Regions from separate parts of the Mus musculus genome. Here region 2 is linked to region 1. Evidence: chromatin contacts called from ENCODE Hi-C or POLR2A ChIA-PET data. All regions are on one chromosome and are shown on one strand. Each heading gives the region's core, a stretch centred on a gene start or an enhancer-like site at or near the end of the contact. The rest is flanking DNA. Distances are from core to core; before and after follow the strand shown. Region 1 holds the start of Atp1a4 (ATPase, Na+/K+ transporting, alpha 4 polypeptide). Region 2 holds the start of Atp1a2 (ATPase, Na+/K+ transporting, alpha 2 polypeptide).

Region 1 (3,667 bases), core at 915-3,414:
TGAAGTGTGAGCAGTGGAGCCAAGAGACCCTGGCCTGAACCCTCCTAGCTCCAAGTCAGAGTGACTCCTTCCTCCTTTACATTGTTTGTCTCTGTCTTAAGTTACTTTGTTCTATTGCTGTGAAGAGATACCATGACCAAGGCAATGTACACAACAAAGTGTTTGTTGGGGCTTACAGTCCCAGATGGTTAGAGCCATGACCATCATGGCAGGGATTATGGCAGCAGGCAGGCTGTAGCTGTGAGCTTGCATCCTGATCCACAGATACAAGGCAGAGAGAGAGAGACAGACAGAGAGACACAGAGAAAGGGAGACAGAGAGACAGACAGAGAGAGACAGACAGAGACAGACAGACAGACAGACAGACAGACAGACAGACAGAGCTTACTGGGGATGGCTGGACTTTTAAAACTTTAGAGCCCCAGTAACACACTTCCTCCAACAAGGCCACACCCTCTAATTCTTCCCAAGAAGTTCCACCAACTGAGGACAAAGTAGTCAAATATAAATCTATGGGGACCCTTCTTGTCCAAACACCACAGATTCAGATATTTTGTCACACTAATAGAAAGATAACACTTGAAGTTTTCCAAAGATGTCATGATACATCCCAGTAGATTTAATATCAAAAGGTATGAGAATTCAGATTTTTCTATTAGAAAACTAGAAATTAAATGCTGGGTATAGTGTCATACATAAATCCCAGCAGAGGCAGGTGGATTTCTATGAGTTCAAGGCCAGCCTGATCTACATAATAGTGGGTTCCAGGCTAATCAGAGCTACATAGTAAGACCTTGTCTCAAGAAAACAAACATAAAATAAAGTTAGGTATTAAAGAGATTTGTAAAATGTAAGATGACACTAATTTTTTTTTGGAAAAATAGTTAATTGGTTAAAAAATATTGCTGTTAGTTTATAATAAGCCTTTTTTTCCTTCTCTTCTTTCATGACTCTAGGGATCAAACTCAGGCTGAAGATGCTCTGCCACTGAGCCACATTCCCAGCAACTACTCTTTATAAAGGAACTCAGAAATACTTTTAAAATTTGCCAATTTAAATTTTTACCATGGCAAATACCAATAACATTATTTTTTACCTAAGCAAAAGCTCTTTGGAGTTCTTGATAAATCCTAAGAGTATAAACAGGTCTAGAGGACAAGACAAAAGGCATATTCCCAACCATCCACACCATCACAACTTTCTCAGATAGTTACTGCGACCATTTTTTCCAAGTAGAGTTGTGTGGAGCTTTGCGGGGCTAAGGGTAAGAGGTACACAGTTGGATCTGGAGTTGAGAGTGGGGGTCACTTTCAGCTTCTGCGCTGCCCTGGTTAGTGTCCTCAAGTCACTGAGGACTTCTGTTCTGCTTCAAGCAGTTCTTACCTTGGTCAAGTCCACAGAGTACTTGGCACTCAGCTCATCCAACGTTAGCTTGTGATCATCCTGAGGGAACAGAAGAGTTATTAAGGTGAGACGGTGACCTCAGGTCATGTGCAGGGAGGAAGGAGGGGGTTGGAGGGGACCGTCCTGGAAGCGTGCTTTGCTTCTTCTCCAGGTAGGATGTGGAAGCCATCAGGCAAAGGCTGAAGGGTCTTTCAAGGGCAGTTTGCTTTGGCCATCCTCACCATAACCACTTCCTTCTTCAGCTCTTCTAAATCTTTCTTCCTTCTTTTCATTTTCGGCTGTCTATTTGTAGTTGAGGACCTGGTGCTGGGTCTTGGTTTCTGATTCAGCTCACCAGGGGCCTCTACCTCCTTTTCTTTTCCAGGCTCCATAATATGATCTCTAGGTATAGCTGGCTCTGCTCAACCGGTGGAAAGAAAGCAAAAGAGGGTTAAGGGGGTAGGGGAGTGAGTGGGGGGAGGAGTTGAGGAGTTGGGGGTGGTGGTGGTGAGGCCAGTGTGGTGGAAAGAGCAAAGGTCAGCCAAGGAGTGGGAAGGTAGAGAGGGCTATCTATAAGCATAGGAAAGGAAAGGTGAAGGGAGCAAGTCTGAGTGGTAAAGCTGGAGAAGGAAGCGCCAAGTGGAGTGAGTCTAGACTCTGAATGAGAGGGTGAGGTAAAGAGCAGGGACTGGCACAAAGGGTACCCAGGTACCTAAATGATGAAGATGCAGGGGTTCAGCAGGTGGGAAGTGCAGTGGGAGCCGAGGTCAGAGTGAGCTTCTGGGCAGGCCTGGTGCTCCCAGCCCTGGGTCCTCTGGGTGCTATGGCGACAGCCTAGGCCTGGCATCATAATGGGCTCATGAGAGCTCTAACCAAGAACGCACAAACCTCCCTCCACCTGGGTGAGGGTGACTGGAGCAGGTTGGCTCAAAGAATTTAGATCAGACAGCAAAGTTAGAACGAAGTCTTCGCATGCATGGTCTTGTGACTTCTGAGGCTAGGGACGACACTCCAGTTAGGTGGCTCAATCAAATCAAAACAGTAATGTGTGTGTGTGTAGCCTAGCTACATAGCCCTTATTGGTTTAGAATTTGCTCTGTACTGGTATGATCTATAACGTGTGCTGATTCTCTTGTCTCTGCATCCTCTGAGCGTCGGGGTTAGTGCCGTGAGCTGACATTTCCAGCTCTACTGAGGCCCAGCTACTGGCCAATACTGTATTTATTTTTTTATTTCTAGAGATGGACTCTGTGTCTGAATACTGAGTCCTCATCTAACATCTGTGTGACTGTACAAATTCACTGCCCGCTTCTGTACTTTCCTGTTCTGTTAAAATAATGCCTTCTACCTTGTAAAGTAGCAAGAGCCAGAATTAAAGTGAGGTGCTCTACATCCTAGCTTTTCAAACTGTATGTGGCCACCCTATAACTGGTGGTGCGGCTAAATGGCCATATGTGTGTGCACTCGTGTGTGAGTGCGCGGGCAACAATAAAAAGGTTCTCAGTGTAAAAGAACAAAAGATTTGTTTGAAATCAAGCATGTAATGAATCAGGGTTCTGCCGGTGCCCACTCCTGTTCTGTCATGCAGCTTCTCTATAGCTTTGGTTCTAAACAAACGCCATGCCCACTTGGCACTGTTGTATGGGTGTAACAAATGTTGTCAGAAATACTGTAGCTCAGTTTGTGGTGTGCATGTCTCTGTGTGTGTGTGTGTGTGTGTGTGTGTATCTGTGTGTGTCTGTGTGTTCCATGCATGCACATGGCACAGTGCCTGTGTGGAGGTCAGAGGACAACCTGTGAGAGTCTTTCTCTTTTATCACGTGAGTCCCAGAGGTTGAGAGCTCAGGCCCTCTGGCTTGGGCAGCGCGTTCCTTTACTGCTGAGTTGCCCCTCCCTCATTTGGTGTTTTCACTGTACAAACAAACTTTTCTGTTCTTATAGAAACAGGAAGAAAATGACCTCTAATATTCTCATCCCATGATTCCTTGGTGTGGAAGTATTGTAATTTTGGATTGCATTGTGCAAGAATGTTTGATGCCTTGGGTTCCATTAAAATTGTATATAAAAAAAAATCACTGAGTGAGTTTTGGCTTGAGGTTAGGATAACTTTTACAGCAATCTTTGAAACATACTTCTATTTTGCACTGCATATTGGCAAGAAAAGACTTGGTTAGCACTGGTGTTTGATAATAAAAAAACATTGATCAATCAACTCTGAAAAATATTGCTGGGTAATATCAAATATTTAGCCAAGGTTTAGCTCTTTATATAAATGAGTGCATCG
Region 2 (3,718 bases), core at 1,209-3,708, 40 kb after region 1:
GGAGGTGGAGGCAAGAAGATTGGAAGTTTGAGTCCAGCCTGGGCTACATATCGAGATCCTGTCACAAACAAACAGATAGGTGTCTCTGAAAAATGCACTGGCTCTTAAGTGTTGGATTGTGGCTGAGCTAAATAACTCCATGTGGCGCTTTTTCTTCCCAGCTCCCACCCTGCTCTCCCATAAGTGCAGAGCTCGGCTGCCCTTCCCCCTTCTTCTGTCCTGGCAAGGATCTCAGGCTCCATGGCCAGGAGCCTGCAGAGATTTGGGGCCAGTGGCTGCCCAGGGAAGAAAGAAAGAGGAAGTGGGGACCCCTCTCTCCCCCTCTGGTCTCCCCTCCCTCCCCTAACACAAGTCCCTCTCTTTGGTTCTTCAATGTTGTAGGAGAACAGAGAGTTCTTTTTTCAGAAAGCCAGAGACTGGGACAAAGTGGGGGTAGCTGGAAAGCAGCCAACACTCCCCCCACCCCCACCTCAGCCTCTGGAGGAGGCTTGGCTCCCTCCCACCAGTGTGATCCCTCTCCCCAGCTCCCACGCTGCCCTTCACAGCCACACAGGCGTGGACTGGAATGGAGGTGAAGCAGACCCCAGAGTTGAGTGTGGGGAGTGGGATTGTTTTCTGCAGGGCTTTCCTTGTAGGTAGGACTCTGAGCTCCCAGACTTAACCCAGCCTTTTCCGCTAAACAGACCAGACCAGCAGAGTCACGCGCAGCCACTAGGTTAGGGGTGCCACAGGTTATGGACCCAGCAAGGGTACTAGGGGAGAAGTTCTGAATGGGGAAGCCAAGGTCAAGTTACTTTCCAAGTCAAAAGAACTCTATGAGCTGGGGCTACCTTACTCTGGGGTAGAGCAGAGTGGAGGGTTGTCTGCTCTTTCTTTCTACTTAGATGGAGGTTGGGCTTGCCTGACCTGGTTGGCCTTGGACTCTCAGAGGTTCTGCCCCTCAGCTGGATCTGCTCTTTCTATGGGGAGCAGGAACGATATTACTGAAGGTCCCAGTTTAACCATGACTCTTCCTTGGGGAAACCCATTGCCCATAGATAGTTCCTAAGGGCGGGCTTACAGCCCTCACCTTACACTCACCACCCATCACCCTGTATGCCCAGAGGCCCTTCATTTGCAAATTCTCCTGCTGAAACATAGTGCAGGTTCACCCATGGAAGCCTGCAGCACTATCCTAGGAACACGCTATTGTAAGGTTGTGGACACGTGTACACACACACACACACACACACACACACACACACACACACACAGATGCATGTATGCACACATGCGCGATGGTCTTCTATTTCCAGTTCCCACCCAAGCTCTGGATCTCTGGTGTCCAGGATTCGAGTTTTTCCAGCTGTTCAGCTTAGTGCAATAACATGTCCTTGCCTGACTCCTCCTTGGATCCAGAAATTGGCTCACAGCACCCTGTGGCACTGTCCCCCTTGCATTTTGCAATGGCCTGTCAAGCCCTTTCCCTCTGTGCCCTCTTTTGCCAGGATTCCACATGAGGAAAACTTCCAAGCACAGTATGGAAAGGGATTGGGTCCTTTTTCTTCATATGGGGATTTTATTCCCAAGAATTGGAAGCCTTGTCCTTGCTCGCCCAGATATGGCTGTTAATCTTTTCACTGGCAAATCCATTGCTTCACAATGCCATAGGCAGGCGCAGTTCTCAGCAGCCTTTGGAAAGGTCCCCAAAACCTATGGCCTGGAGCCCAGGACAGTGCTTATGGGGACATCCGGAGGGGTGCTGGGGTGAGGGCTGGGGATACATCTTTGCTCTCTCTGCCCCAGCTGACTCTGGCATGAAGAACTCTGGGAACTGGTGTAATCAACTGCTAGGTGGCTCTTCCCAGCCCCAGGCTGGCCCCTGTACTCTTGGGCTAAGGACCTCAGAGCAATAGATATTTTCAGTGGGTAACAAGGACGGCAGAGAACTAACAGTGTCAAAGATCTCTTCAGCTGGGAAGCTCGGGATTGTGGAGCGAGAGGAGGGATTTGTGGAGTAAGGATGAGTGGGCAGAGAGCAGGGAGATCTAGAAGGACACTTGGGTAGTTTCTTAGGCTAGTTGTGGGAGAGGCAGAGAGCAGGGTAGCTGCAGAACCTGCCAGTCCCTAGGCTCATGAGCTCCGTGGAACGAATCCACATGCATGTGCAGTCGGGAGACTAGTTCCAAGTTCAAACCATCCCACGCAGTCCGTCAGCGTCTCTCACCCCTCTCTCCACGTCCCATTTCTACTCCACCCTCCAGAGAGTGGCCCCTGATCTTGGAGGGATACTCACCCCACGACCCATCTTGGGGCAGAGTGGCTGAGGGGACCTAGGCTGGAAAGGTCACCAGGAGGATCCCAAGACCACACCGCCTGTCTGGGGCAGCTGGAGACCCTGGCAGACAGACAGAGACAGTCTGAGCAACAGGGTAGCTTTAAATAGGTCCCTCTCCCCCTCACTCCCGCCTTCCCCTTCTGGGGAAAGAAACGTTTGTTGAAACTGGATCCCTGAGGACTCCTCCCCTCCCCTCCCGCCTCTTTAGCAACTGGCCCAGCTGATGGTCCTGTTTTGTCCCCGGTCTGTCCCCCTCAGCTCCTCTTAGCATTTCCCCATCCCATGGGCAGCTACAACCAAGAGAGAAGCAAGGGGAAAGGAATGGGGAAGGGGTAGCTGGAAAAAGGAGAGGTGGCCCCTCGAGAGCAGCCAGCTCATGGTCCTGGGACTAATTGCCTATATTTCCAGGTGGGGAAGCAAGGCTATAAGAATTCAGCAATCTTACTGGATAAGACAGAATCTCCCTGAGCTCACATCCAAGTTTCCAGAGAAAGCAACAGCCTGCTCCATCTGCTGTAAGGGGCTGCAAGGACGTTGTGACCAAGAAAGAATTAGAACTAGAATCAGACGACTCTTGCTTTTGAAGCTCCTTGCAGAACCAAAGCCTGGAGATGCTGCACCAGGCATGTCCCACTTGTTGCTCTTGGGCTCCATACGCCACCCCACCACCACCATAGCTAGGAATTTGGCCCAATACATCCTAACCTTACTTCAAACATTGAGATGCTTTGTAACAGTGTAGCGATTTTTTATTTGTTTGTTTGTTTTTTGACACAAGTTTTCTCTGTGTTGCTTTGGCTGTTGTGGAAATCGCTCTACAGATCTGGCTAATCCTTAAATTCAGAGATCCCCCTGCCTCTGCTGGGATTAAGAGAATGTGCCACCACCAACGTTCGTTCTCTCTCTCTCTCTCTCTCTCTCTCTCTCTCTCTCTCTCTCTCTCTCTCTCTCTCTCTCTTTCTCTCTCTCTCTGGATAATGTGATTTCATAGTTGTCCAGTGTGGTTTGTAGATGACATGAATGTTGTTGGTTATAACATTGTGACATGATTTTTAATGGTGGACACACCTGTAACCCAGTGTTCAAGACAAGCAAGAGTCTCCGCACTTAGAAGCAGTTGGGAAGGTGAAGGACAGAAGATATGAAAGAGCCAGGAAGGCCGCCCAAGTCCGGGCACAACAGGCACGTGGAAGCATTTCTGCCATTCTGTGTATGAAGCAGATGAGCCTCCCCTTCACTGCTACAGGGGAGCTTTGAGTGAGTCTGAGTCGGAGGTCGGTGAATGGTATGAGAAGTCAAATCTGGAAGGTGTAGCAGGAGGGCATGGAAGTCATTATCACCTCAAATACCAACTCTGTGGGACTAGAAAGAGCAAGGACTTCCTTGGTTCCTTCTGGGAGG

The links. Hi-C counts contacts between places; a loop is a spot of excess contacts on that map. ChIA-PET counts read pairs that join two places held with the same protein, here RNA polymerase II (POLR2A).
Region 2: a loop to region 1 is called in a map of mouse embryonic stem cell, with 2.0 times the contacts of the local background. The contact joins the promoter of Atp1a2 here to the promoter of Atp1a4 in region 1. A Hi-C loop is called at or near these places in 8 of 37 maps with a recorded cell type or tissue (Patski, adrenal gland, gastrocnemius and 3 more). POLR2A ChIA-PET finds 5 or more read pairs at or near these places in 3 of 5 experiments (Patski and embryonic stem cell).

The regions. Positions count from the first base shown.
Region 1 is chr1:172,256,260-172,259,926 of GRCm38, forward strand. It overlaps Atp1a4 (ATPase, Na+/K+ transporting, alpha 4 polypeptide), which reads right to left and starts at 2,165. Exons shown (of 23, transcript NM_013734.1): 1 at 2,096-2,165; 2 at 1,626-1,801; 3 at 1,384-1,443. The coding sequence starts at 1,775.
Region 2 is chr1:172,295,606-172,299,323 of GRCm38, forward strand. Atp1a2 (ATPase, Na+/K+ transporting, alpha 2 polypeptide) reads right to left here and starts at 2,459. Exons shown (of 23, transcript NM_178405.3): 1 at 2,276-2,459. The coding sequence starts at 2,287.